6 separate regions of the Mus musculus genome follow, and all the other regions are linked to region 1. Evidence: chromatin loops called from intact Hi-C (ENCODE). Cell type or tissue: left cerebral cortex. All regions are shown on one strand. Region 1 overlaps Sppl2a (signal peptide peptidase like 2A). Region 2 overlaps Usp8 (ubiquitin specific peptidase 8). Region 3 overlaps Usp8 (ubiquitin specific peptidase 8). Region 4 overlaps Snrnp200 (small nuclear ribonucleoprotein 200 (U5)). Region 5 overlaps Trpm7 (transient receptor potential cation channel, subfamily M, member 7). Region 6 overlaps Snrnp200 (small nuclear ribonucleoprotein 200 (U5)).

Region 1 (5,000 bases):
GACAGGTGGATCTGTGTGAGTTCAAAGCCAGCTTGGTCTACAGAGTGAGTTCCAGGACAGCCAGGACTGTACAGAGAAAACTCATTTCAAAAAAAAATAATAGTAATAATAGTTTGGTTTTTAAAAAAAAAACAAAAACAAAACAAAACAAAACAACAACAAAAAACAAAGATCAAGTTGAGTTCTTCAGCCAAAGGAATTCTAATGATGTCAAAAGCTGGCATTGCTTCTCGAAGTAGACTGGGACCTAAAGCCCAGGAGGGGCTGCCAGGGTACACAGTACATTCCAGGCCTGCAGAGCTGGCATGCTGATGTTTGCTCTTCTCAGATTAGTTCTCAGAAATGAAGGTATCAATGACACATTCCCCTCCCTCTCTAAACTGTCCACAGTAGACACTGGCTGTAAGAAAGTTTTACTTTTAAAAGGAAAGAAAAATTACAGACATTCTCCCTTTATACTAATCAGAAGTTCCTTATGTCCTCTAAGAAGCAACTGAAAGCTTGTATATTAATATACCCTCTACTGAAAGACCAATTTCAAAGGTAATTTCCTGAAGGAAATTAAAGTTCACTCTGAAATACAAATCTGCAAAATCAACAGTCTATGAAGAGAGTTAGGGTTCCCTTCTTGAGGCTGGCAAGATGGCTCAGCATTAAGAGCACCACTGCTCTGGCAGGGGACCTGGATTCCAATACCCATGATGGGTGGCATCTGAAGGCCTGGAACAACAGTGCCAGGGGAAAGAATGCTCTCTGTGGGCCTCTGTGAGCACCAGGCATGCACGAGGTGAACATGCACACATGCAGGTATTCACTTATACACATGTAAGGAAAGTAAATATTTAAGAAAATATGTCAGGAGCTGCATGTGCAGGGAATGGTGACATACGGCTTTAATCTAGAGGCAGGCGGATCTCTGGGAGTTCAAGGCCAGCCAGCTATACATAGAGAGTTCTCTTCCTGCCAGGGCTATGCTGAGGAGACCCTGTCTCAAGGCAAACAAACAGATTTAAGAAAAAGAGTTCCATCGTTTTGAAGGCTTCGTCGTAAATTTTAAATGGTCATACCTTTGTGATGAAAGGTGTGATGAAGACAAAGAACACATCGTAGATGAGAAGAAGGCCTAGCAGTATCACGCATGACTGTCAGAGAAAAAGGAATTTAAAAGGTCAAACTTCCCACATCTAAACTAGTGCAATAACTGACTTTGCAAATACAAGTGAACATGGAAATGTATATTTGAATGTTATTTTAAAAGGTGTTTCGTGGTTATCACTATGTGTAATTTTATTGCATATGCCATTTAAAAAAATCTTTACTTCCTGCATCCCATTTGCTTAGGATCATCTCTGATTCAAAGAATGTTCTTCCCCAATATTTCATCTCACAAGGTTTTAAGGAATGAGCATGACTGACAGAAACGCTCAGCTGGCCTGGCCTGGGTTAGAACTGAGTGCAAACAAGCAGAACAAGCTTTCTGCAGCCTGCAGAATGGCCTGTAGCTCAAGCTGATGGAAGTTACAAAAGTCATCCGTATATCTGCAACATTTCAAGAGTGTCAATGAAATGAGCTTGTCTTACTATATGCAAATTATACCTCAATCGTATTGTTTTAAAAAGAAAAAAATTACAGCTCTATAAAATAATATATTTTACCATGAAATTGGGTAACTTCATTGTTTTAATTAAGTTGAGACAGAAAGCAATTCCTAAGATATCCTGTAAAATCCAAGCCCACCTAAAAAGAGAGAGAGAGAGAGATCAACCTATTATTTCATTCCATTATCTTCAGATGAAAGTTAAATAAATAGGTCATTATGGTTATGTCATTATGGTTATGGCTATGAATTATCTCCTCATATCCTCTCTGCTCGGCCAGTTACTGTCCCTCAGAGGACTGTCAGATACAAGCACACATTCACCTCAATCTTTGCAGTTTTACATGTCTCCCTCTACACGGACAGCTGCCAATAACATCCTCGTGTTCATATCTAGTCAGGTCGAACACAAGCAAAAACTACACAATTTAATTATTAGAAACTAACATGCAGAACTAGCAACCAATGATAAACCTAATAACTTTGGTAATTATAATAAGATTTCTAGGTAAACGACTTTACTAATAAGTCATTAATCATGTTATGTATTTTTCCAGGTTTCCCTTCCTGCTGTGGTTAAACCTGGGTCGGCCTGACGGCTCAGCAGTAAAGACACCTGTGATCAGGCTGATGCCCTGAGCTCGATTCCTTAGGCCCTCTGGCTGGACGGAGAGAACTGCCTCCAGTGTCCAGAACTGTAGAGTACTGTCCAGTTATGCTGTGGCATGTACACACGTGACACACACACACACACACACAGTTTGAAATCATTTATTTTTTTAATTTTTTTGGGTTTTCGAGGCAGGGTTTCTCTGTGTAGCCCTGGATGTCCTGGAACTCACTTTGTAGACCAGGCTGGTCTCAAATCCAGAAATCCGCCTGCCTCTGTCTCCCAAATGCTGGGATTAAAGGCATGTCCCACCATTGCCCTGCGAAATAATTTTTTTTAAGAGAGAAATGCCCATAACTGTTGCTCTCATGGACAGATATCTTACATAAAGCCCTTTTTCTAATATATAAGGCAAAAAATTCCACACATTCTTTTACATTTTGCTTTGATGGTGGTTGGTTTTGTCAATCTGACACCATCAGAATCATCTAGGAAGAGAACCTCAAAGAGGAGCTGGCTGGGTTGTATTGACTTCTGGGTATATCTGTGAGGCATTTTTGTAACTGGGTTAACCAAGGTGGAAATACCCTGGATGTGGGCAGCGCTGACCCCTGGTTGGTTTCTGAGCTGGACAGATGCAGAGATGAGGCTGAGACAAGAAAGCACCTGTGCGCCCACTTCTCTCTGCGCTCGGCTGTGGATGTGATGTGCCCAGTGGCTTCAAGCTCCTGCCGCCTCGCCTTTTCAGCTATAAAAGACTGGCACCCGGAACTGTGAGCTAAAATGAACCCTTTCACCTTGCCATTGCTTTTTGGCAGGGTATCAGATTGCAGTAACAGAAATGAAAACATGACAGCTTTTTTCATTTAAAAGCCCATTGTGGAAATCAGTGGGGATACCATCTGTTGAAGTTATAAGACACAACACTGCCACACAGCATCACTATGCATATTTTAAGTCTAGGTGTCTAAGGCAGAACCTGATTTCCTTCCCTGCATGAGCTCAAACTCCTAGCCTAAGATCTGTTCATTTGCTGGGTTTGGTGGCCTACGCCTGTAACCTCAGGAGACAGAGTCACTGCAAATTTAAGGCTAGAGTTATAAGTTAGCAACGGGGCTCATACAGAGATCCTGTTAAATAACTTATTCATGAAAAAACAAATTACCTTGTTTTAAAATATGTTCTTGAATAAAAACAAAAAAATCCACAATAATCATAATGAATATGATTCAGGAAAAGATATAACGCTATGCATCCTAAATTTAAAGTAAGTTAGAGTTGTCATACCTATCCTCATTTCGAAATACAGCCCACACAACAGCAACTGAGATGCACAGCCCGGAAAGGAAAATCAGGCTCACTTTAATGTTTTTGCCACAACACAAAATCCTGAAAAAGAAAAAAAAGTTAATTTGTGCTATAGATAAAAAATGTTCCCTTGATACAAAAAAGTGTCAAACATTAACAAAGAGTGGTTGTAATATTAATCTTGTCATGATTTTTACATAAAACCAATGAGGCATAATAACTGCCTCAACAAAACCCTCTGTTGGCGGTGCTTTCCAAGACTGATGGCCACCAGCCACAGATGGCTCCTGAACACTAGACATGTCTCAGGAATTCAGTGTAAAGATCCCAAACACATCTGGGCATGGTGGCACACACCTTTAAGTCCTAGCACTGAGGTAGTGCACACCTTGTTCCTGAACTTAGGAGGCAGAGGCAGACAGATAGATCTCTGTGAGTTCGAGGCCAGCCAGGTCTACAGAGACAGTTCCAGGACAACTAGGCTCCCGAGAAACCCTGTCTCATAAAACAAAACAAACAAAAAAATCCCAAACACATTATTAACTTTAAACTCAGACAGGCATAAATACAATCTTGAATATACAGGCTTAAAGCAACACCTCACTTTTCCTGTACTAAGCTGAAATACTAATTGCATCATAGGCTAACAGATACGTACGTGCACTGTCCACATGGCATCCTATGAATCAATGCAGAAAGACAGTTGTACAGGCTCATTGACGATGCTATGCAGAAAATCGCTATCATAACATACACTAGAAAAGAACAAGACAGATGTTAATTCCTTAGCTCTTTTCATTAGATCATACTTTCTATATAGTAACTATATTGCTATGTGAAGCAGTTGCTAAGGCGCAACCAAGAGTCTTAAAAGAGAATGTGTGGCACTTGTGGTTTTCTTTCCGTTAAACACTACCACGGTTGCTTGATGTGGCTGAAGATGGTTTTATGTTGAAAGTAACAGTTCATTACAAATATGTATAAATACTTAATTTAACTTCAAGAACAGAAGGACTGATGAGCCTCTGTCATATGTGTGTGCTTGTGTGTATGTAGGTGTACACATGTAGGCAGGTATGTGTAGAGACTAGAAGACAAACATGGTATTATTCCTCGGATGTCTTCTTTTTCTTTTGTTTTAATTGTTTGAAACAGAATGAGTCACTGGCCTGGAAGTTCGCCAAGCAGACCACCCCGACTGGCAAGCTCTAGGGATCAACCTGCTTCTACCCAGTGCTAGAATGAAGAGACTGGAGGCAGGGGTGGGCTGGGGCATCCTGCATGGGTCCTACGACTGAACGCTCGTCTCCCTTGCACAGTAAGCACTTCACCAACTGAGCCACTCCTCCTATTCCTCTTCTTGTGCCTCGTGTACTTAAAACTTGCTGCACAGCCAAGAATAACCTTGAAAACCTTCAACTTCTGATCCTTCTCTCAACCTCCGGAGTTCTGGCATCTCAGGTGTGCACCACCACATCGGTCAC
Region 2 (5,000 bases), 170 kb before region 1:
CAAAGTAAGAGTGAGCATGAAGCTTCTGATGCTAAGGTACCTGTGGAAGGTAAAAGGTGTCCCACGTCAGAGGCGCAGAAGAGGCCAGCAGATGTGTCCCCTGCATCCGTGTCAGGAGAGCTGAATGCAGGCAAGGTAGGTAAAACGAACAGTAAATGTGTATAAGATGGTGACACAGTGGCCTTCCACAAACAGAACAGGCATTCTGGACAGTGCTCAAGGGGTGAGAGACCGTCCTGATCCATTGGTATTGGCTTCTCTGCTTTCCTTTGAGGCCTGTGATGATGTAAATTGATTGGTTGGCCATAGAATCTTTCGTTTATAAAATGTCATACAACTTATAATTATTGCTAGAAATAGTCATATGCATTTCTGTGCTTGCTTGGTGTGTGACCATCAAAAGACGAGGATAAAATACAATCTCATAATGGAGAAATAAGGCCCAGTAGATGGAGGTCATTTTGTCTACATAGGATGTACAGTCAGTAACATCGACAGCCTGACATTTATTTTACATATAATGATATTTTTGATCAGTCTGTATGATTTTGTTTCTGTTCGTACACTTAAAATCAGTTACTTTTTTCTGTCCTTAACTACATACTCAAAAGTTGATTGCCTTAATTTTGGAAGATATGTTCATGGAATGATATACTTTTAATTTGTTTTCTTTGTACAGCTAACAGTGTCCTTTCCTTTTGACTACTATGTAACAGCAGGAACACTAACAGCTTACTTTTACGTACATACAAGTAAATAGAAAACAGTTTTGGTAGTGCAGAAATGAAGGCTGGAAAGCAAAATGCTACCTTACAAAATGCATACCTTTCAAACAGTACTTTAGTCACATTTTCCAGATTTACAGACCATATTAATACAATGCTCAGGGACCACGGGCTAACCTCACTAGAGTAGCCAGGTGTACTGCACATACCTGTAGATCAGCTCACTCGGCGTCAATAAGCCCATGACTTCAACACTGAGGAAAGCTCAACAGAATACAACGCCTGTTTGAGAATTTTCTAAACACCTACAATTAGAGAGATGAAGTTCCTACTTAAGATACAGTTTAAATACCTCAAAACACTCAAGGCATGTCAAGTATTTGCCAACATTTTTTATTTATAGAGGTAGCCCCATAAGGTAGTGAGTAGTGAGTTTACAGGCAAAACTGAGCTCAGAGGCTGTCGTCTGCCTAGAATTCCATAGGGAGTGAAATTGGAAGACAGCCTCTTTCCCCCTTCCTGTACTGGAGACAGTCTTAAGAACTTAACACTTTCATATGTGTAGAGTCATTTGAGGTGCTGTAAACACCCTAGAAACCTCAGCGGCCCTCAGGTTATGACATGTGTGGGTAGAGAACACATGCAAAAAAGGTTTAGTTAATAAATAGACCTTGCATTTTGAATATGATCTGTGTAAAATTCTGTATTTTCAGCATTCTCTTGCTTATGTTTAAAATATATTAGAGGACAGCCCTTTTCAAGTTAATAAAAACCATATAGGATATAAGCAGTAGACTCTGAGAGCATGGTGTATATACACTATAAGAACATAATATTTAACATTTTATACTGCATTGTAAACCAGTGCTTCACGTTCTATTGAGTTTTATTTTCTTCACTGGTTCATTTTTCTCTTTAGTGGTATGAAATCCCAAATGAACTCACATTTAAACTTGACAATAGAATACACCTTTCAGAGAGACTTAAAAGGTTTTTTGTTTTTTGTTTTTGTTTTTGTTTTTGTTTTTTGACAGGGTTTCTCTGTATAGCCCTGGCTGTCCTGGAACTCACTCTACAGACCAGGCTGGCCTCGAACTCAGAAATCCGACTGCCTCTGCCTCTGCCTCTCTGCCTCTGCACCTCTGCCTCTGTGCCTCTGCCTCTGCCTCTGCCCCTCTCTGCCTCTGCCTCTGCCTCTGCCTCTGCCTCTGCCTCTGCCCCTCTCTGCCTCTGCCTCTGCCCCTCTCTGCCTCTGCCTCTGCCCCTCTCTACCTCTGCCTCTGCCCCTCTCTGCCTCTGCCTCTGCCCCTCTCTGCTTCTGCCTCTGCCACTCTCTGCCTCTGCCCCATTCTCTCTCTGCCTCTGCCCCACTCTCTCTCTGCCTCTGCCCCTCTCTGCCTCTGCCTCTGCCCCTCTCTCTGCCTCTGCCCCTCTCTGCCTCCCAAGTGCTGGGATTAAAGGCATGTACCACCACCGCCCAGTTTTCTTTTTGTTTTTAGTCTGATACATTTAATAATAGTTTAATTTAGGTATAATTTGCATATCATAAAATTTACCTGTTTGTAACATACATTTAGTCAGTAACAAGAGTTTACAGACTAGGGGTGAGGGTATTGGGGACTTTCAGGATAGCATTTGAAATGTAAATGAAAAAAATATCTAATAAAAAATTAAAAATAAATAAAAAAATTTAATTTTAACCTATTAAAAAAAAGAGTTTACAGACTGTCAGGGAATGGTGGCTCATGCCTTTACTCCTAGCACTGGGGAGGTGGAGGTGGAGTCAGACAATTTCTTGTGAGTTTGAGGCCAGGTTGGTCTACATAGAGAGCTCCAGGACAACCATGACCACATGGAAAGACCCTGTATAAAAAACAAAAACAAAAAAATCCCACATACATAAGAAAAACTTAACATAGTACATGAAATTGTTAACATAATCCAATCATAAAACATTTTCACAACACCAAAGAATCACTCTACCTGTGTATATATAGTCCTGTCCTGTACCCCTCCTAAAGCCTCAGACCAAAACCTGCTGTCTCCATTGACTGTCTTTTCTCAGATAGTCTTTAGCAGCTGACTGCTTTCATCTGGCTCAGTGGCTCTCAGCCTTCTTAATGCTGTGACCCTTTAATACAGTTCCTCATGTTGTGGTGACCCCCAATGATCAGATTGTTTCATTAGTACTTAAGTGTAATTTGCTACTGTCATGAATCATAATGCAAATATCTAATATACAGGATATTTGATATTCAACCCCCAGAGGGGTTAGAACCCACAGATTGATAACTACTGGTCTAGGTTTTTTGTTGTTGTTGTTGTTGTTGTTTGTTTTTTTGTTTAAATGTGTATGGATATTTTGCCTGAATGTATGTCAGTGCTCCTAAAGAGGGCAGAAGAGCACATCTCTTGGGAATCAAACCCATGTCCTCTAGAAGAGCAGCCAGTGCTCTTATCCACTAAGCCATGTCTCCAACCCCTTACCTAGCAGTTTTCTTATTTATTTTAGAGCATGTATTGGTAGCTTGTTTCTTCGTGTAGTTAATTATTATAGTCTCTGCACATATGCACTTGTCAATTTGGATTACTTAGATATTGCATGTCTTCTTGGGAATTATTTTGAATACTGCTACTGTGGACATTTGTGTCTTTACTTTTGAGTGAGTACTTAGGACCGGAATTCTTTTTAGCCCATTTTGTTAATAAACTTAAAAACTGAAAAACAAATAAACCAAAAAAACTTTGAAAGAGCCTGGCATGGTGGCGCACACCTTTAATCCCAGTACTCAGAAGGCAGAGGCAGGCAGATCTCTGTGAGTTTCAGGACAGCCTGGTCTACAGAGCAAATTGTAAAATAGCCAGAGCTACCCTCTTCAAAAACAAACAAATGAAAAAACAGAACAACAACAACAAGGAAAGAAACTTTAAAACAAAAATCAAACAACAAACACATTTCCCAGTGCAGCTGCCCACTTTACACCTGTCAGCATATATCTGCATCCCAGCCAAAACGTTACAGTGACGTACATTTCCCCAGTGACATTGACGTCTCTTTTTTTTTTTTTTTTGGTTTTTCGAGACAGGGTTTCTCTGTATAGCCCTGGCTGTCCTGGACCTCACTTTGTAGACCAGGCTGACCTCGAACTCAGAAATCCACCTGCCTCTGCCTCCTGAGTGCTGGGATTAAAGGCGTGCGCCACCATGCCCGGCGACATTGACGTCTCTTATGTTTATCTTCGCTTTGTTTTTTGAGATGGTCTCATAGAGCCCAGACTAACCTTGAACTCTCATGACCTTTTTGCCTCTACACTGCAAAAGCTGAGGTTATAGGTAGTCACTATCACACCCATCTTATCTGTCTTTGACAAAATCGTAGCCAACTTAATGACTGGCAATTTTGACTGAGCCGTATGAATTTGTAATATTCTGGCTAAGTCCCTTATTTGAAGTAAGATTTATAAATATTTTCTCCATGATGAGAAGTGTCTTTCATTTAGTTAAGAAAGTGTTACAAACAAAAATCTCTGTAAAGCTAGAAGCATCTGTAGTCAGCGTAGAGACCCATGCTTCAGCATGCTGCCCTGCATTTCCACAGAGCACACTACATGATCTTTGTAAGTGGATACAGAAGCAGCTGTGGTAGGAGGGCTAGGTGGCTAGGAGATAATCACCTGACAGGCCTGTGTGGCTCCTTCTCTCACCAACCACCATGGAGAGCCTCTGCCACTCACCACCAGGCCTCTGTGCACTCATCTCCAGTGTTGCAAACACAGTCACTGCGGAAGTAACTGCGTGGTTAAAGTTTTAGGAATTGCTGTTAAAGACAGAGAAGAGTCACACAGCTCTCAGTGAATTCTCCAAAGAGTGTAACCTTTGAGTGTCTCCAGACTCTGTGCAGCGTGATAATTAAGTAAGAATAATTACCCACCTTTTTTTTTTTCTCCCAGCTAGCAGCTTCAGTCATAGTCTCTGCTTCCCAGTGGCCTCTTGGCTTCCTTTGGAAAGTTCTAGAAATGTTATTACATTTCCTTCTTTATTTCACATTCCTCTAACCCTTGATATAGTAGACTTTGAGAAAAACAAAACTGCCTTCATCTTTGATGCTGCCTTTAAAATTATGAAGGGTGGTCAAGAAACTTTTTTTTTTTTTCTGTTTAAGTACTTTAAGCTCATGAATGGAAAATTTTAACTGGAAAATCAGATTATTGTTTTTTAAACTAGGCTCAGCGAGAACCTTTGACGAGAGCACGAAGTGAAGAAATGGGGAGAATT
Region 3 (5,000 bases), 160 kb before region 1:
GTGGACAGGACAGTATAGATACATCAGTCCAAAGGACTTTAAAGTCACCATTGGTAAGATTAATGACCAGTTTGCAGGCTCCAGCCAACAGGATTCACAAGAGCTGCTTCTGTTCCTCATGGATGGCCTGCATGAGGATCTGAATAAGGTAAGAGCGGGGTATCCTCAGCTTCGCTTGCTTCATCTTCACAGCAGTTTAAATGCTTGTTCACTAGTGTCTGAGTATGGACTGTGCCACTGTGCCGTGCCGTGTGTGTGTGTGTGTGTGTGTGTGTGTGTGTGTGTGTGTGTGTGTGTGTGTGTGTGTGCTGTGTGGAGTCTGCTAAGCTCCCCAGAACAAAACTGAATGTTTACATTTATTAAATAGAATGAGACATGTTGGGACTGGAATCTTAGACTTAACATAAAATTTATTTTTATTTTACATATATACATATCCTGAAGTGAGGTGGGTTTTTTTTACAATATTTTTGAATAATTTTTTTTTACTGATTTTTTTTTCTCATGGAGTACAGTTTTCCACTTGTGGCAGCATGCCATGTTTTAGATTTTCAGACTAGGAGTGTGCACAGTGGACTTGAAAAGTAGTGTGTGGTTATTTACTCAAGTACTAATAGGAAGTACTGCACATTTAACAAATGGTAAAATAGCTATTGGAAGTGTTCTTGTAACTCTCATGTTATGAAAACAAAATCATGGTTTTATTAATTATAGTCTGAACATCCTTGTTATTTATATATTATTGCATATTTGTGGTGTGTGTGTGTTATACTCAAATGTTCTAAGACTTATCTTCCAAAATAAGAATCGCTCCGGGTAAGCAAGTGGTGCATGCATGTATCTTTTATTAAAGCAGTATCTTTACGAAAGGACCACCTCCATCTGTATATAGCAGCTTCTCTTTTGCTGCTTCAGAAAGCCTTTAAGGTCATGCTTCTCAGCTGAGCATAAGTATAAATTTCAAGCTGTTATGGTGGCTCACACCTAAGGTCACAGTACTCAGGAGACTGAGGCAGGGAGATTGTCACTTCAGGGACAGCCTGGGCTACCTAAGGAGATTTTTCTCAAGGGGTGTGTATAGACACCACACACACACACACACACACACACACACACACACACACACACACACACACACACACACTGGATTTTAACCCTAATTCCTCCTTACATGACATGTGTTCTTCTCAATGCCATGCTTTTGAGACTATCAAGATGCCTCACTATTGTAAAAGCACTGGCAAGGCCAAGCCCAATGGCCTGATTTTGATCCTCAGAACACGAGTAAAGGAGGCAAGGAGAACCAGCTGCACAGAGCTGTCCTCTGAGCTCCTCATGCATCTTTTGACACTGCCTTTACACATATCATTCACATATACACACTCAATATAAAGGTTAAAAAAATGGTTTTAAGCCAAACGTGGCAACTTTTAAAAAATGGCATGGATTTAAAACATAATTATGTATACTTTATATACAGAATATATATTAAATGTTTAATGTGTGTTATACATAATGTATAATGTAATGATATACATAATACTATGTATAATGATACAGTAATGTATACTTGTGACATGTTCACATGTACCTAATAGCTTTAAGCCTGCCTACCCCCTTACTCTCCTTGCCCTCCCCCTACTCTGGCTAGTTCCCCTTCCTCCTTTGTACTTTTTTTTTCCTTATAATTCAGTGAGTTAATGATACTCACAAAACCATGATGGAGGTTTGGTTACTGGAACATGTGCACCTTTTCAGTGGCATGTCACTGAAGAAACATTAACTGTGTCAGTCCTCAGAGGAGGTGTGGGGACCATGAACACCCCTCCTTCCCATGCCTGGTGTGTGATCACAGCTGATGTGAGTTTGAAGTTGTGCTACATGCACCTCTCCCCCTCCTCTTCCTTCCACTCTTCCTCTGTGAGCCTTAGGGGTGACAGGTCTGTTCCATCTATGGCTGGGCATTCAGCAGTCATTGGTTCTCAGTGCCTTGGCCAGTTAGAGTCTCTACGGTCAACACCCACACTGCAAAAGCAGCTTCACTCTTAAAACAAGAGCTGAGTCTCTGTGACTCAGGGTCAGTCCACAAACTACTCAGGGTTGTCTACAGTTTACAGTCTTACACACTTTAAATAAAAATATGTCCAGAAGGTGTTATAAAGACCCGGCATGATGACCTATGCTTTTAATCTCAGCATTTGGGAGGCAGAAGCAGGTGGATCTCTGAGTTCAAAGCCAGCCTGACTGCATAGTGAGTTCTAGGACAGCTAGGGCTACATAATGAGACACTGTCCAAACAAAATGAGAAAGGGGCGAGGGAAGAAGTTCAAGCCATGTCCTTTCAGTAAAGTGGGTTTGGGTTTGGGGTAGAATTAATTTTTTTGTAAATGACAAGATCAGAGCTCCTCAGTGTGGCTAAATGTGTAAGATGTTTAGTGTTATTCCTTGAGTTTCACATTTACCTGTTGACAGCACACCCTTAGATACTAGCAGCACTCACTTGTCCTCCCCCAGGCTGACAATCGGAAGAGGCACAAGGAAGAGAACAACGAGCACCTGGATGACCTGCAGGCGGCCGAGCACGCCTGGCAGAAGCACAAGCAGCTCAACGAGTCCATCATCGTGGCCCTGTTCCAGGGCCAGTTCAAGTCCACAGTGCAGTGCCTCACCTGCCGCAGGAGGTCGCGCACCTTCGAGGCCTTCATGTACTTGTCTTTGCCGCTAGCATCCACAAGTAAATGTACTCTACAGGTACATCTAAGAGAAAGTGTGTTACTAAAATGTTATTTGTGTGCATCATCCTGACAGGAAAATCGGTGAGCTACCCTCCTAGCCCTGGTAGGGTTTTGTTGCTATTTTGTGTGTTTTGCCAGCATGTCTGTGCACCAACTGCATACAGTACCTACAGAAGCCAGAAGAAGGTATCAGATTCTCTGAAACTAGAGTTGGTGGGTGCAGACCGCCATGTGGGTACTGGGACTTGAACCCAAGTGCTCAGTAAGAGCAAGCGCTCTTAACTGCTGAGCCATCTCTCCAACCCATAGCTAGCCCTTGAGTTTTGAATGGTTCTTGCCATGTAGCCCAGACTAGTCGTGACCCAGCAGTGCTGGGAGGATAGGCATATGTCACTGGGTGCAACTAGAAGCTGCTTGGGAGGGCTGAACCCAGAGCGTTGTGCATGGTGGACAAGCCTTTCACCACATAGCCAAACTGAAATGCTTGTGTTTTAGAGACGTTTTGAAAGCTAACTTAGGAAGTTGTATTTGATGGTAGCGCAGATGTATTTTTTCTATGCACTGACTTGGGATCAGACATGTTGATTTCCACACAACAGCAGTGTAACTAATAGAATAGCTTATGTTGATACCTTCAGTTTTTACTTCTTCCAGGAAGTCCACCGTAATCCACCAGACTCAGGACAGAGATCTTGTGTGTGCTGTCCTGAGCTTCTGCATACCTACCCCATTCCTCACCGCACCTTGCAACACACTGTTTGTGTCCCTTCTTACAGCAGACACTTACCCACCTTATTGAGGTGCCCCAATAAGTGCTGCAGCATTCCTACAGAAGAGGGCCTCTTTAAGGCACTCCATCAGGAAGTGAATCGCTGAGTATTTGTGCTTTTTTTTCCCCACCAGGACTGCCTTAGATTATTTTCCAAAGAAGAAAAGCTTACAGATAACAACAGATTTTACTGCAGCCATTGCCGAGCTCGGCGGGATTCTCTAAAGAAAATAGAAATCTGGAAATTACCTCCTGTGCTGTTAGTGCACCTGAAACGGTAAGGTCTCTCTGCCTGTGCAGTAGCATTTGATGGAGGAATTGCCATGGCTACATAATCTGCACATACTGTCTCTTAAAGGAAACCTAAGGAATGTTCTCCAGCAAATAAGTAAGGCAGACATGACAGTGGAATAACTATACTGTTACTTTATGTGCATTCTATGCGATTCTGTTTCCTTACACAATAAATGGAACAAAAAATTCATGGAAATAATGGTATTTCAGAAACAAAAGTTTAAATGACATCAAGTGGAAAATGTTACAGTGTAATTCTAACACAAATGAGTAGATACAAAATTAACATTCAGTTGCTGGAGAGAGATTCAGTGGTTAAGAGAACTGACTCTTGCAGAGGACCCAGGTTCTATTCCTAGTACCCACATGGCAGGTCACAACTGCCTCTGATTCCATTTCCGGCAGGATCTAGTGTCCTCCTCTGTCATCTGTGACCAGCAGGCATACACGTGGAGCACAGATACGTGTGCACATAAATGATACAGTTGTTTTTTAACTAACACTCAAATTATAAATATAGCAAAATTAATTTAATTATTGTAACATGGTGGGCACACACCTATAATTTCAAGCTCTTGAAAAATGGAAGCAGAATGACCAAGAATTTAAGGCCAGCCTGGGCTCATGAGACCTGGTGTCAAGAAAGTTAAAATGTAAAGTCATGCTTTTTAAAAAAATATGAGTTCAGAGCATTGTGCCTTAGCTCATGTGTGACAGTCAGAGGACAGCTCTTAGAAGTCAGCTTTCTCCTGCCACCTTCTCAGATCTAGAAATTGACCTTAGGTCATTGGGGCTGCACACAGCTGTTTGAGCATGCTGAGCCACCTCCCTAGCCCAAAGTACACTTTTTAAGTGGGGAAAAAAGCCACAGTTTTAAAAGTCTAACTTTAAGATAAGAATATTTGAATGTTGCCTGTGCTAAGGTGCAAGCATTGTCTCCAAAATCTGTCTTAGTTAGAGTTTCTATTGCTGTGAGCAGACACCATGACCATGGTGACTCTTATAAAGGACGATATTTAATTGCAGTTGGCTTACAGGTTCAGAGGTTCACTCCATTTTCCTCATGGCGAGAAGCCCCAAGTGGATGGACAGGGTCCCAGCCAGCAGACAACATGGCAGTGAGAGCTACAGCATGTCTCTGTTCCTCGGGAAATCCATTTGGGAAGTTAGATGTCACAGATAGGTTCTTGCCCGTGTACCAC
Region 4 (5,000 bases), 300 kb after region 1:
GTCTTCAGACACACCAGAAAAGGGAGTCAGATCTCATTACAGATGGTTGTGAGCCACCATTGAACTCAGGACCTTTGGAAGAGCAGTCGGGTGCTCTTACCTGCTGAGCCATCTCACCAGCCCCCTAGTTCTGTTTCTTAATGCCTTTCTTTTCTTTTCTTTTCTTTTCTTTTCTTTTCTTTTCTTTTCTTTTTGGTTTTGATTTTCTATTTTGAGACAGAGTTTCTTTGTATAACCATGACTGTTGTGGAATTCTCTTTGTAGACCAGGCTGGCCTTGAACTCACAGAGATCCACCTGCCTCTGCCTCCTGAGTGCTGGGATTAAAAAGTGTGTGCCACCATGCCTAGCTTTCCTTAAGGCTCTTCTACGTGCATTTTCTTCATAAGAGTCACTGTGAGCTTTGCTGTTGCCATTAAAACCATAATCTGTATGTAACGGAAGCCTCTTAGACATGCATGCTGTTTGCCACATGCCCCATTGCTTTCTATATCTGATTTTTTTTTTTTTTTAATTTGGCTTTTGGGAAAGACTCTCTATGTAGTCCTGGTTATCTTGGAACTTGTTCTATAGAATATGAAATATTTTGAATCAAATGAAAACACACAAAAATAATTTTGTCCTCCAAGACGATAGAAATGTTTCTTTATAAAATAATCCATTGTCACAAAGGATAAGTAAGGAATTGGGACTTTGCATTCCCTTTACATAGAAGTATCTACAGGGAGTGGACTTTGAGCCTGACGGTTGAATCTGTTTTGTTGTTTTTGCTTTTTGTAATTAATTGCATGTGTTTATTTTCTGTGATGTTGCATGGTGTGTGTGTGTGTGTGTGTGTGTGTGTGTGTGTGTAGGTCAGAGGAAAACTTGTGGATGTCAGTTCCCCTTCCACCATGCGTGTCCTCTATGAATCAAGCTCAAGCCGTCAGGGTTGGCAGCCAAGTCCCTTTACTCTTTGAGCAGTCTCCCTGGCCTCCAGCTTGATTCTTTAAGCTGTCTAAGAAAGCAGGAAAGTAGTTCATAGTCTGTGTTCAAAGTGGAAGTTGGCAAAACTATAGCTATAAGTTTTTCTTTTAATGAACACAGTTATATAGATTGGTTTATGCACTTCTTATAGCTATTATTGTCCTGCTGTGGCTGTGGCAGAACTGAGTTGTTTTTTTGTTTTTTTAAGATTTATTTATTATCATAAGTACGCTGTAGCTGTCTTCAGATGTACCAGAAAAGGGTATCATCAGATCTCAGTATGGGTGGTTGTGAGCCACCATGTGGTTGCTGAGATTTGAACTCAGTACCTTTGGAAGAGCAGACAGTGGTCTTAACTGCTGAGCCATCTTGACAGCCCAGAACTGAGTATTTTTTAACAAGGGTTACATGGCTCACTAGCCTACAGTATTGCGTGTGTGGTACCAGATGTTCAGCCCTTGAAGAAAAGGTTGCTCACCTCTTTTTTAGAGCCTTGCTCTCTGACAGCCGCTCCTACGGGTGCTGAGTCCCTGGCCTGCCCACAGTATCCGCAGTTCTCCCAGTGCTTACTGTATCTCAGAAGCACTGCTGTTGGCGGTGTAAACTTACTGTGCGTAAAGCCCACAAGGGAAGGCTTCTTTGCTCTAACCTGGTCAGAACCGTCATGTATTTGTAAGGAGATTTGTGGTATCATCAAAGGACTCACTCACAAGTGTTAAACAGTCCACACTCAGTGTATATTTCTACTAAAAGCTGTCTTTGTTCTTTAGGATTCCTTGGCTTAAGGGTCCCTCTCTTGTCTTTACTCGGCATGTTAAGACTGTATACTTGTACAGTTTGCATCTTTCTGTTCTTTAGGATGAGATCCATCTTCTACATGATGACAGAGGTCCTGTCTTAGAAGCTTTGGTGGCCAGGGCCATCCGAAACATTGAGATGACCCAAGAAGATGTCCGACTCATTGGTCTCAGTGCTACCCTCCCCAACTATGAAGATGTGGCCACCTTTCTGCGAGTCGACCCTGCTAAGGGCCTCTTCTACTTTGATAACAGGTATAAAAAGAAACTGGAAACTTGTTACCCAGGCAGTCTTCCTGTTCCCTACTCTTCTCTAAGGAGCATACTATTGAGTTTTAGGGTTCCTGTGTGTATTTTAGAAAGCATTGTTTCTAGGTCAATGGAAAGTAACTTCTCTCACAGTGTTCTCTGCCAGAAATCTCATTTGTATAACTGTTGAACTTCTAGCTTCCGCCCCGTGCCTCTGGAACAAACATATGTGGGCATCACAGAGAAAAAAGCTATCAAACGTTTCCAGATCATGAATGAAATAGTCTATGAGAAAATCATGGAACATGCTGGAAAAAATCAGGTTTGTGGATGGTTCTTGAACCTTTTCCTTTTTTTTTTTTGGTTTTTCGAGACAGGGTTTCTCTGTGTAGCCCTGGCTGTCCTGGAACTCACTCTCTCACTCTGTAGACCAGGCTGGCCTTGAACTCAGAAATCCACCTGCCTCTGCCTCTCAAGTGCTGGGATTAAAGGTGTGCTCCACCACGCCCAGCTCCTTTTCCATTTTTAACTTAAACTAATAGACAAGGTAATAGCATGACTCACCAGTGATCAGAAATAATATGAGTTACTATATTACTACAGCTGCTTTAAAAGATGGTCAGGGTCTGGAGAGATGGCTCAGTGGTTAAGAGCACTGACTGCTCTTCCAAAGGTCCTGAGTTCAAATCCCAGCAAACCACATGGTGGCTCATAACCATCCATAATGAGATCTGATGCCCTCTTGTGGTGTGTCTGAAGACAGCTACAGTGTACTTACATATAGTAAATAAATAAATAAATAAATAAACAAACCTTAAAAAAAAGAAGAAGAAGAAAATGGTCAGGAGCTAGGAGAGTCAGCACATGCCTCTAATACCATAGCTTAGGTTGCTGAGGCAGGAGGACCTCAAGCCAGCTGGAGGCCAGTTTGGATTATACAATGGTACCCCCCTACCCCTATTCCCCTCATGGTCCCACTCCCCTCCCCCCCAAAAAAAATCCAAAAAATGACTGGGGACTTGGAATGGAACTCAGTGGTAGAACATATACATAGCATGTTGACCCCGGTTCATTGCATTTTCCATCACTGCATAAATGGGAGATGGAATACTGTCAACAATCACTCATAAACTGGCCAGTTTATGGGGTAGATAGATGGCTCAGTGGTTAAGAGCATTGTCTACTCACAAAGGACAATTGAAGCTCAGACCAGTCTATCAACTCTAGATCTGACCTCTCCTAGCCTCTGTGAACATCAGGCATATATATGTTGTATGGACATATGCGCATATAAAACATTCATTTCATAAAGTAAATAAAAATTAACAATAACTAAATAAACTTATAACTTAGAAGAATTGGATCATTTCCTGAAAACAACTATCACTATAGCCTAGATGAAAGATAATTTGAATAGTCCTGTGATCGTAAATGATAACTTCATAGTTGATACTATCCTCCCCCAAATTGGTGGAACTAGAAAAACCAGTCTGTCTATAAGATAGCAAAACTGTAGCTGAAAATTATTAGAACCTAGTGAAATCAGGCCAGTGAGATGGCTCTGCAGGTAACGGCGCTTGCCCCCAAGACTGGTGACCTGAGTTTGATCCCCAGAACATAATTGGTGATGGAGAGAGTTGATCACTACTCTGACACACAAAATAATTTTTTTAAGATTTATTTATTATATGTAAGTAAACTGTAGCTGTCTTCAGACACACCAGAAGAGGGCATCTGATCTCATTACAGATGGTTGTGAGCCACCATGTGGTTACTGGGATTTGAACTCAGGACCTCCAGAAGAGCAGTCAATGCTCTTAACCAGAAAAAGAAATGCATAGCTTCTTACTGCCTGCCTTAGTTAATACTGCTAACTAGTAGTAGTGTGCCACTACTGCCCGACATATAATTTCATTCGTTCGTTTGTTCACTTATTTATTTGTTTTCTTTCTCTTTTTTTTTGAATGTTACTTTGATAACAGTTTTTAGTTAGCAGTATTAAATAAGGTAGGCAGTAAGAAGCTATGCATTTTTTTTTTCTGATAAAAAGCACAGGAGTTTATATGACAGGGTAGGACTTCAGGACACTAGATCTCAGGAGGACTGTTTCATATAATGTGGAACTAGTTTCAAACTATTTAAATATTTTTATAAATAATGTAATAGTTTTGGTATTATTTTGAAAATACACCTTTATTTAGCTTAGACTTGCTAAGGCTCTGACCATATTCTTGATTGAGGTCTTTGAATCTCAATACACTGTGTATTTAGATTTATTGTTCAATGTAGAATTCTAGGGTTAGTTTAGTTTCTTAGCTGTGAGACTGTGCCACTATCCTTGGTACATTCCTTCCCCTGTGTGTCCTGGGCTGGGCTTAAACTCTGTGTAGCCCTACTCATAGCCTGGAATTTAGCTGTGACCTTGAGTGCAGAATTAGAGCTGGAGTTACCATGCCCAGCTTCCCTTTGGTACTGTCAGCCCTGTTAGACTTCTTTCCAAACTAGCATGTATTTTTGCCATAGACACTTTTCTAACCCATCGCTTCTGTTTCTAGTGGAGCAGCTTCTGCTTCCTGTAGCTGGTGCCCTGGTGCTCTGAGAGCAGCTGCTGAAGGTGCACCTTTTAGCTCTTGCATGATTCTTCTTAGGTGCTCGTGTTTGTCCATTCTCGAAAAGAAACTGGGAAGACAGCAAGGGCAATCCGTGACATGTGTCTGGAGAAGGACACTTTGGGTCTGTTTCTTCGCGAGGGTTCTGCCTCCACTGAAGTCCTTCGTACAGAAGCAGAGCAGTGCAAGGTAAGAAGGGACCATCTGCTTCTCTGGTGACTGGTTCCATATTGGGTAGAGTCCTTTGGGACCATATGTACTGAGTGCTTCTGTTCAGGCAGGTTAAAAGTCATTTTCTTGGGGCTAGGGAAATGACTCAGCAGATAAAGGTGCCTGTCGCCAATCCTAATGGCCTGAGTTCAATCTCTGGGACTCACATA
Region 5 (5,000 bases), 81 kb before region 1:
AATGAAACTCTGTCCATTACAAGAGCATCAAGCATAGCCTGTTCCAAGGATCCAACCTAGAGTATCAAATTAATAAAGAGATTTCACATCTTTAAACTATCAATTACTTAAATACAAGTCCTCATAATTTATACCTATATATTCTCAAATAATTTGGGAACAGGATTAGAAAAATGCAAACAGTGACCTACAGTAACTAGAGAATGGAGAAAAAGGCATATCTTTCACAGCACTCCCTAAATACCATTACACAAATGTTCTATCTGTAAGACAACAAATGTTAAATAGGCATAGCAGAAAGGAGCTACAGAATTCCACCATCAATTAACCTGAGAACCAGGCCCAGGCTGGCTGAGAAGGTAAACGTCTCTGCTTCCAGCTCCGCCTCTAGTGCTGGAGCTACAGAAGCGTGTGCAGCACCCAGTCTATGCCATGCTGGGTGTGGCACTCAGGGCTTCCCACATACCAGACACACTCAACTATTACACTTGACACACTAAACTACATCCCAGCTATACGTTCAATACTTCAGCATTAGATGCTTAAAAAAAAAAAAAAAAAAAAACCTCTTTGTAACAAAAAGTTATTTTGGAAATAACTAATTTAAATATTCTGATTCTGTCCCCAGAGGTTTGCCATACAACTCCACAATTTCCCTACAGTATCTTATATCACCATCTCCAATTCATCCTATTTTCCTTACCTAGAGGAGGGTATGGACTCTAATGTACATTTATTTACCTAGTAACCACACATATTAGCTGCACATGATGAAATTAAGACAGAAGCATGCTTTTTTAAAAAAATATTTTTCAGTATTCAGTTCTGACGAGAAAAATATTTTGATGTTACACTAAAAAAAACTTAAAAGAATATATTTTCTACAATAGCCTATAATTTATCATAGATATTATTCCCATTTTTATATATTATTTTCTCTCATCACATGCAAACTATTATTTATTCTTACTTGTAGTATTTACATTCTAACCTATGTTACTTTTACTTTGATTCTTTGATAAATTACACATTTACCCTGTCTCTCTAGGGATTCAGACATATAACAGAAACTAGCCAGACATTTTACAGGCAATGAACATACTGTCTGTGTGTGTGTGTGTGTGTGTGTGTGTGTGTGTGTGTGTGTGTGTGTGTGTGTAAAGGGGTGGGGGACAGCACACAATTAAAAAATACTCTTGAACTCACATTTTCTAGGAGCAGAAAGATAAATCATCAATAAATAGTAAATAGGAGGGACTACATAGAAACTAAACTAACATCATGGCATGTTATAATGAATTCTGTACACAGAACAAGAGTTCCAAGACAACTGTTGAATTTTTACAGATATTCATACCTTATTAAAAAACAAAGTTGTTAAGGAAATATGACTTACTAATATTTATACTTGGGTAAGACAGTAAAATATGAGTGGAAACACAGTCCTTATAAATACTGTTTATTACAATCACTCCTTTTTGTGGTAGGGACCATTTCAAGGATCCTCTTCAGAGACCCAAATTCAGATGCTCAACTTTTAACAAAATGGTGTGTGCTGTCTGTGGTATCAAATATCCCACCTCTAGATTACTCAAGATACTTAGTTTAATAGGAGCAATTAAAACTGTATTGATTACTGAATAAGAAAGGAAACATGTGTACATGTTCAGTAGACTTGACTACAGAGTACTCGTCCTGTGGTTATTTAAATCCATGGATATAAAACCTGTGGTTAATATTAAGGGTCCACTGTGGTTAACTGCATTAAATAAACTGTGTGTATTTAGATTATCTACATACCAGCCACTGTTGTCCATAAACAAATACATGATTTTTGGCAATATCAACTCTGTCCCATGCCAGTGTAAGGATAAGCTGGTCAAATGCAGATGCATTAGTACCTAATTGAATAAAGAAAAAACAGTTGGTAAGTGTATCTCCATCAACCTCTAAGCACTTACAAACTCCCCCTAGAACCCTTAAATTTATACAGGTCGTATACACCATCATGGGACGTTACTGTTAAAAATTATATTTAAGTATAAAAATTATATTGCCTAGTCAAAGGTGTCAGGAGGTGCAGAGGCAGGTTGAGACCAGCTTGGTCTACAGAGTAAGTTAACCCTGTTTCAAAAAACAAACAAACACCCCAGAAAGAGGAAAAAAAATTGCCTCAGTAGAAAAGAAAATCAGAATGCAGAAACTGAGAAAGCAAAGATGATTTGTTTCCATCACAAACACAATACTCAATACTTTTAAGAATTTTGAAAAAAAACTTTTGAGTACTTTTCTGCACATATGTAATTATAGCCATATATTTTAAATTATTAAGAAAGGGGTATTCTCTGCATTAAGTGAGATCTAATGATCGGTGGGTACAGGCACTTACTGCCAAAGCCCAACAACTTAAGCTCCATATTCTGGCTTTACATGGTGAAAGGAGAAACCCAACTCAAGTTGTTTTTCAACTTCTACACATGCATCACAGCATGCTCAAATGTGCACACACCACAGATAGATTCATGTAACTTATGGCAGATTGGATAAAGGATTTGCTATGAGAACGTGAGAACCTGTGTTCAGTTCCCCACCACCTTTGCATTAAAAAACAAACAAACAAGAAGATACGGTGACATATCTGTGACCCTATGGCTTAGAATGGGGCTAGGAAGGAGAAAGACAAGTGGGTCCCTGGAGCTTGCTTCTCAACCAGTCTCAGTGGATACGTGAGCTCCAAGTTCAGAGACTAAAGGTGGCACCTGAATCCTGTGTGTGTGTGTGGCCGCACACTGTATACACACGCACACGCGCACAGGCACACACACAGGGGGTGGGGAGGGAGGGAGGGAGGGAGAGGTGGGGTGGTAACAGAGGACCATGATGTGTAACAGCTGTCGTCCTTGCTCTGGGGAGGCTGCATGAGCAGGATTATCATGAGTTTAAAGCCAGGTAAAATCTACAGAGCAAATATGATTAAAAACACAAGTAGTAGCGGCCATGAAACTATTTATTATACATGGCTTTTTAAAAATATATATATATCATTTTAAGCCGGGCGTGGTGACACACGCCTTTAATCCCAGCACTTGGGAGGCAGAGGCAGGCTGATTTCTGAGTTTGAGGCCAGCCTGGTCTACAGAGTGAGTTCCAGGACAGCCAGGGCTATACAGAGAAACCCTGTCTCGAAAAAAAAAAAAAAAAAATACCAAAAAAGGAAAAAAAAAAAAAGAAAAAAAAGGAAAAAAAAAGTATAAAAAAGTTGGGAAGGAGGCAATAGCACTTATTTACAATTCATTTCTACTTTATTATTTTTTAAAAAATGAGATTGGTGTCTAGGGATGACTACCCAGTGTTGCATAACCAACTGTGGCATGTCTTCCTGGTGAAGACTGAGTATCCATAGCTCAGCAGTAGTTAACTGCCTGTAGCTCTTCATCCAGGGACAGGGCTTGTGACATTCAAATGTCAAAGGCGCTGTCGCTGTTTACAGCTTGTTTGGACAGCAGTATTACTGAGATTCCGTGTGGTCATACTGTCTTACCTAGAAGATACAGTATCACAGATGACTTCCTGTCCTCTGGCTCCTAACAGTCGTCTTCTTCTCTTTCAAAACGTTCTCAGTCTTAGTTTTACAGGTTATGTAGTAAATGTAGCAACTGGGATTGAATATCCCACTGCCTGTTAGTCTCTACATTTTAAGTAGCTGTAGCTTTGGGTAAAGGTTCCTAACTCATGTAAAAACAAACTTCTTTGATAAGAATTGAGAGCTACATTTATCGGACTAGGCCAGGACACAGAATGCCTTATTTCTACTTTTATATAATAATGGAATATAAATTCATTATCTAAGATTTTGGATTCTTTTTCAAATTTTCATATTTTTCCTATAAGATATTCAATTTTTCTTTAAGTTATAGCCTTTACATTAGTGTGTGTGTGTGTGTGTGTGTGTGTGTGTGTGGCTGGCTGTGTGCACAACAGCAATCATGTAGCTCAGAGGGCAACGTGTACAAATTGATTCTCTCCTTCCACTATGGATTCCAAGAACAAAACTAGTGCTGTCAGGCTCATGTGGGCAAGTGGTCTGATCCACAAAGCCATCTTAGTGAGCTATAAATATAGGTGATTTTAAAATTCCTTGACTTTATCATTTGATTCCTTAGAGCCTTCTTCCTTTGTAAGATGAAGAAAAGACAAAGAAAACAGACCATGTCGAACCACTGGAAGGATAAAATAAGGACACAATCCACTTTCCTACTGAGACTAGCACCCAGAATACCTTACGGCAAACAGTACATACAGATAGTGTTCTATTATTATCTTATGTTGTGATATTTATGCCATCTCTCTTTCTTACTACGCCTATGGTTCCTGACCACTTAAGCATCTCTTGATCCAAGATGATTTATACTTAACTATATTATGTTTGAAAACATAGTGGTAATTTGTTGTAGTCTAATATCTGGGACACTTTAATGGACAATAAGACCTTTGTTCCTACCCTATCTCCAAATATGTGGCTTCCCAATAGAACACAATTTTCATTTCTCACTTTTGAAAATACTTATCACTATGACATTTTTTTAAACCAGTGGGTATCTGTAGTATTTGGAAAGACCACATTAGTTCATATTTTCTTCAGAAGAAATTAGTATATTTAAGTAATCTCTTTTATAGCTATCAGCTAAATACTTGAATATCTTTAAAGTCATTTTTTAAAATACATCCCATTTCATGTGTGTATGTAAAAAACACATGAATGAACGAATGAATGAATGAATCCATCCATCCAGTTAAATCTACAAGACATCAAACTAAGTCTACATAACTAATTTGTTGACAATTTAAAATTAACCTGCGTCTTTCATAAAGAAAAACTATTTAACCCAGGCAGTGGTGGCACATTTCTGAGTTTGAGGCCAGCCTGGTCTACAGAGTGAGCTCCAGGACAGCCAGGGCTAAACAGAGAAACCCAAAGAAGAAGAACAACTATTTAAAAA
Region 6 (5,000 bases), 320 kb after region 1:
ACTGGCTGGGCTGCAGTGCCACCTCCACCTTCAACTTCCATCCTAATGTGCGCCCTGTACCTTTGGAACTGCACATCCAGGTAGGACAGCCTTCATTCCTCCATGGCCTCAGGGATCCCTAGGTACCCAGGTCTAGTAACCTCAGTGTCTTTTTCCTTTGTCTCCAGGGCTTCAACATCAGTCACACACAGACTCGCCTGCTCTCTATGGCCAAGCCTGTGTACCATGCTATCACCAAACACTCACCCAAGAAGCCTGTCATCGTTTTTGTCCCATCTCGTAAGCAGACCCGCCTCACTGCAATAGACATCCTCACTACCTGTGCAGCAGACATCCAGCGGCAGAGGTAGGGTGTGCTCTAGTTTCTGGGATGAGTGGGTGCTTGAAGATCATGTTAAGTGAAGTCCTGGGTAAGGGCAGGGACTAAGTCTGGGGTCTCCCACAGACTGCAATGCCTCTGACTTGTGCTTGTTCTTGTTCTGCCCAGGTTCCTGCACTGCACCGAGAAGGACCTGATCCCTTACCTGGAGAAGCTCAGTGACAGCACACTCAAAGAGACCCTGTTAAATGGGGTGGGCTACCTGCATGAAGGCCTGAGCCCCATGGAGAGGCGCCTGGTAGAGCAGCTCTTCAGCTCCGGTAAGAAAACCTCATCACCCAAAGCTCTCATGGCTGTGGCTGTCAAACGAGGATGTGGGTGTCCTCTCTTTCTTTCTAAAGATTTATTTATTTATTTTATGTAAGCACACTGTAGCTGTCTTCAGACGCCCCAGAAGAGGGCATCAGATCTCATTATGGATGGTTGTGAGCCACCATGTGGTTGCTGGGATTTGAACTCGAGACCTTCGGAAGAGCAGTCAGCACTCTTAACCACTGAGCCATCTCGCCAGCCCCCTTTTTTTTTTAAACAATTTTTTATTAGAATTTTCTTCATTTACAATTCATGCTATCCCAAAACTCCCTTATACCCTCTCCCCACCCTGCTCCCCTACCCACCCAATCCCGCTTCCTGGCCCTGGTATTCCCCTGTACTGGGTCATATAATCTTTGCAATACCAAGGATCTCTCCTCCCAATGATGGCCGACTAGGCCATCTTCTGCTACATATGCAGCTAGAGACACGAGCTCAGGGGATACTGGTTAGTTCATATTGTTGTCCCACCTATAGGGTTACAGACCCCTTTAGCTCCTGTGGATGTCATTTCAATAAGGAATAGAACTTATTAATGCCAGCAGACTAATGTATGTCTTAATTCATTAGATTCCTCTAAAATACTTTTGTTGTCATTGGAACAGATATTTCTCCCAGCTAGATTAGAAAACAGGCACAAAAGCTGGTCTCATTTCAGAACATGGTTTTGTGGAGTTGGGCCGTTGGCCAGTAGACCTAAGTTCTGTGTAGATACCAGACTGGAGGGGTTAGAACTTAAGAGATGGCTGTGGATTTGTGATTCTCTCCTGGCTGGTTGCCTCTTGCCTGCTACCTTTGTTGACCTGTGGCATTTTATGTGTTTTTCACTATTCTGGCACTTGTGGCAGAGCCTTGGTGTAGCCAACTCTGCCAGAGTCACTGTTACTCTGACTCTGAATCAACCTGGTTTGGATTTGTTCAGGGTAAGTTTGACTTTGCTGCCATGGCCTGAACCAGCCACATTTGGTTTGGTGTTAGCTTTCATCATCAGAGGGCCAATCCACCATGCAGTGAAGGTTTTGCTTTCCCTGGATTTTGAGTTTTCTTGAATTGCTTTGTTTCTTCTAGGATAGTCTCAGAGCAAAAGGCACCAATAGTGCGGTGCTACCTTTCACAGTACTTCATTATGGTCAGACCTTGTTCCTACACAGCCTCAGTCTGATATTTGAAATGTAGCACAAGGTTGGCCACTGCCTGCCAATGAAGCAGATACTTTGTGGGAACCCTGCCCTCAATCTTCCTCTCCCTTACGCTGCTCAGGGGCTATCCAGGTGGTGGTAGCTTCTCGGAGTCTCTGCTGGGGCATGAATGTTGCTGCTCATCTAGTGATCATCATGGATACTCAGTACTACAATGGCAAGATCCATGCGTGAGTATAGTTGCTGTGGGCATTAACAGATCTCCCTCCTAAAGTGGATGTAAATGTGCAAGTGCAGGTATAGAAAACTAAACATGGGCCAGAGCTCCAGATCCCGGGACCTGCTCTTACATCTCTCTCAGCAGTTTGGAGAGATAAGACCTTATATATAAATGGGAAGAAAGGAGGTTGTTGCTAACCCACTCCCATATTAGGAAAAGTGGGTTGGTCAAGTTCTCATCTTCGTCATGACAAGAAGTATAAGATCAGGCCGGGCAGTAGTGATGCATGTCTTTAATATCAGCACTTGGGAGGCAGAGGCAGGTGGATTTCTGAGTTTAAGGCCAGCCTGGTCTACAGAGTGAGTTCCAGGACAGCCAGGGCTACACAGAGAAACCCTGTCTCGAAAAAACAAACAAACAAACAAACAAACAAACAAAAAACCCAAAGTATAATAAGCTCAGTGTTTCTCAGAACCTGAGTAATTTAACTTTATTGTTTTCTCCAAAATGTAGATTATTTTGAAATTAATTTTGTGAGTTTAAAATGTCTGATCTGGTTTTTGCTTTAGATTTTAGATTACTTTTTAACCTGAGAAACACACAGACCTTAAGTTTGACTTCAAGTTTGACCCTTTAATAGATGTTATTTTGCTTCTGGCCCTTAGATGGGTTTGTGGCTTTGGTTCAAGTTCCTTGAGTAATACATTCCTGACTCTTTCACTCTGAAACTAAAATAATGTGTGGGTAAGCAAGTGAAATGAATTGCTAAGCACACAGGTTTCTGTCCAGTTTTGCTGTAGTTTGACCTTATCTCCCTGCCTTTGCATCTTCCGTCCCTGTGTCTGAAGGCAGGCAGGCCTCCTGACTTGTTTCTTCATTTGTTTCTTCTGCCACCAGCTATGTGGATTACCCCATCTATGATGTGCTTCAGATGGTGGGCCATGCCAACCGGCCCCTGCAGGATGATGAGGGGCGCTGTGTCATCATGTGTCAGGGCTCTAAAAAGGTCAGTTATAGGAAACTTTGATCTTTTAACAGATTCTTGAGTCCCTTTATTTTAAAATAAACTTTTCACTCCTTTCTGCCAGTTACTTTTATAATAAGCTGGAGCCACAGAGAATTTTGCTCGTTTCTGCCGCTGGTGGTGATTCCATGATATCACCCATGTCTTCCCACCTGTTGTCTTTTTTCATGCACTGCTTATTGCTCTATCTATGTGACTTGGCGTGGCCCGTTCCTGCTTTGTATTATATGATACTGTTTTCTAAATGTTTCTTCTGTTTGGCTATTCTGTCTATTATACAAAGGCCATTCATTCCCTGATGGATTGCCCTTGACCCTTTATTACCACGTTGCTATTTATTCTTTTTAATGCCTTCCCTCACCCATTCCACAGGATTTTTTCAAAAAATTTTTGTATGAGCCATTGCCAGTAGAGTCTCACCTGGACCACTGTATGCATGACCACTTCAATGCTGAGATTGTCACCAAGACCATTGAGAACAAGCAGGATGCTGTGGACTACCTCACCTGGACCTTTCTGTATCGCAGAATGACACAGAACCCCAATTACTACAACCTGCAGGGTCAGTGAACTGAAGAGCACACACTGCCCTCCAGGGTTTTCATAGCCCTAGCGAGGCAGTGTCCTGAGACTTCCCTCTTATATCTCCACAGGGATATCCCATCGTCATCTGTCTGACCACCTGTCAGAGCTGGTGGAGCAGACCCTCAGTGACCTGGAGCAGTCCAAATGCATCAGTATTGAGGACGAGATGGATGTGGCCCCTCTGAACCTGGGCATGATTGCTGCCTACTATTACATAAACTACACCACCATTGGTGAGGACCAGTGGCACATGGCTTCTGGAGCCTGTTGGGATGAGATGTGCTAGCCAGCATTTGTCAGAGAGACGATAGTGCAGGACGGCAGTGCAGCCCAGGCAGTTGATCCTTGTTATTGTTATTCTGCTCCTCACAGTGCCCTTCCCCCACGTTGGCTCTTCTCACATTCCCTTATTTTCTTTTCTTTTCTTTTTTTTTTTTTTTTTTTTTTGAGACAGGGTTTCTCTGTGTAGCCCTGGCTGTCCTGTTGCTCACTCTGTAGACCAGGCTGGCCTCGAACTCAGAAATCCGCCTGCCTCTGCCTCCCAAGTGCTGGGATTAAAGGTGTGCACCAACACACCCGCTTTTTTTTTTTTTTTTTTTTTTTAAGATTTATTTATTTTTATTTATATGAGTACACTGTTGCTGTCTTCAGACACACCAGAAGAGGGTATCAGATGGTTGTTGAGCCATCATGTGGTTGCCGGGAATTGAACTCAGGACCTCTAGAAGAGCAGTCGGTGCTCTTAACCGCTGAGCCATCTCTCCAACCCATTCCCTAATTTTCTTTCAGAGCTCTTCAGCATGTCTCTGAATGCTAAAACCAAGGTTCGAGGACTTATTGAGATCATTTCCAATGCAGCAGAGTATGAGAACATTCCAATCAGGCATCATGAAGACAACCTCCTGCGCCAGGTGAGGGCATCGGCTTTAGTAGACCATTCAGGAGTGAAAATTTGTCTCATTAGCACATGGCTTCCTGTCACCAATATCCTCATACATTTCTCATACCACTCTCAACCTCATACATCCTTCCGACACTATAGTTCTCCATCCTTCCTCAGAGTCTGGCTGGACCACACGGTGTATTTGGCCTGAGTGGATCTCAGGTAGGGTACTCCGTTTATCACGAGCTCTTTTTCTTTCACGTTCTAGTTGGCTCAGAAGGTCCCCCACAAGCTGAATAACCCCAAGTTCAATGATCCACATGTGAAGACCAATCTGCTGCTGCAGGCTCACCTGTCCCGCATGCAGCTAAGTGCTGAACTACAGTCAGACACAGAGGAGATCCTTAGTAAGGTAGTGTGACGGGTTTGGAGGTTCACTGGCCGGTGGGTGCTCAGAA

What was found. Hi-C counts contacts between places; a loop is a spot of excess contacts. Peaks named below come from ENCODE experiments on the same cell type or tissue, not always from the same donor. Only the 100,000 strongest peaks of a DNase experiment are listed, where the experiment ranks them.
Region 2: it touches region 1 in a loop (2.2-fold over the local background); 3 of 42 quality-filtered maps call a loop at or near these places.
Region 3: it touches region 1 in a loop (2.0-fold over the local background); 4 of 42 quality-filtered maps call a loop at or near these places.
Region 4: a loop joins it to region 1, with 3 times the contacts of the local background. A loop is called at or near these places in 5 of 42 quality-filtered maps.
Region 5: a loop joins it to region 1, with 2.4 times the contacts of the local background. A loop is called at or near these places in 5 of 42 quality-filtered maps.
Region 6: it touches region 1 in a loop (2.6-fold over the local background); 4 of 42 quality-filtered maps call a loop at or near these places.

What each region holds. Positions count from the first base shown.
Region 1 is chr2:126,916,144-126,921,143 of GRCm38, forward strand. Sppl2a (signal peptide peptidase like 2A) reads right to left here. Exons shown (of 15, transcript NM_023220.2): 7 at 4,175-4,271; 8 at 3,496-3,597; 9 at 1,657-1,738; 10 at 1,068-1,142. Among named protein-coding and RNA genes, the nearest start is that of Sppl2a, 15 kb to the right of the region's middle. In left cerebral cortex, no CTCF peak of the experiment used is centred here; a DNase peak (open chromatin) is centred at 3,060.
Region 2 is chr2:126,742,547-126,747,546 of GRCm38, forward strand. Usp8 (ubiquitin specific peptidase 8) reads left to right here. Exons shown (of 19, transcript NM_019729.3): 11 at 1-135; 12 at 4,950-5,000. Among named protein-coding and RNA genes, the nearest start is that of Usp8, 38 kb to the left of the region's middle. In left cerebral cortex, no CTCF peak of the experiment used is centred here; no DNase peak of the experiment used is centred here.
Region 3 is chr2:126,752,335-126,757,334 of GRCm38, forward strand. Usp8 (ubiquitin specific peptidase 8) reads left to right here. Exons shown (of 19, transcript NM_019729.3): 15 at 1-148; 16 at 2,515-2,751; 17 at 3,639-3,781. Among named protein-coding and RNA genes, the nearest start is that of Usp50, 29 kb to the right of the region's middle. In left cerebral cortex, no CTCF peak of the experiment used is centred here; no DNase peak of the experiment used is centred here.
Region 4 is chr2:127,219,922-127,224,921 of GRCm38, forward strand. Snrnp200 (small nuclear ribonucleoprotein 200 (U5)) reads left to right here. Exons shown (of 45, transcript NM_177214.5): 15 at 1,824-2,017; 16 at 2,210-2,333; 17 at 4,660-4,809. Among named protein-coding and RNA genes, the nearest start is that of Snrnp200, 14 kb to the left of the region's middle. In left cerebral cortex, a CTCF peak has its summit at 2,767 (motif pointing left); no DNase peak of the experiment used is centred here.
Region 5 is chr2:126,835,535-126,840,534 of GRCm38, forward strand. Trpm7 (transient receptor potential cation channel, subfamily M, member 7) reads right to left here. Exons shown (of 39, transcript NM_021450.2): 11 at 1,801-1,901; 12 at 1-56. Among named protein-coding and RNA genes, the nearest start is that of Trpm7, 38 kb to the right of the region's middle. In left cerebral cortex, no CTCF peak of the experiment used is centred here; no DNase peak of the experiment used is centred here.
Region 6 is chr2:127,233,013-127,238,012 of GRCm38, forward strand. It overlaps Snrnp200 (small nuclear ribonucleoprotein 200 (U5)), which reads left to right. Exons shown (of 45, transcript NM_177214.5): 32 at 1-80; 33 at 168-346; 34 at 488-639; 35 at 1,952-2,060; 36 at 2,948-3,056; 37 at 3,447-3,636; 38 at 3,728-3,892; 39 at 4,449-4,570; 40 at 4,811-4,954. Among named protein-coding and RNA genes, the nearest start is that of Ciao1, 12 kb to the right of the region's middle. In left cerebral cortex, no CTCF peak of the experiment used is centred here; no DNase peak of the experiment used is centred here.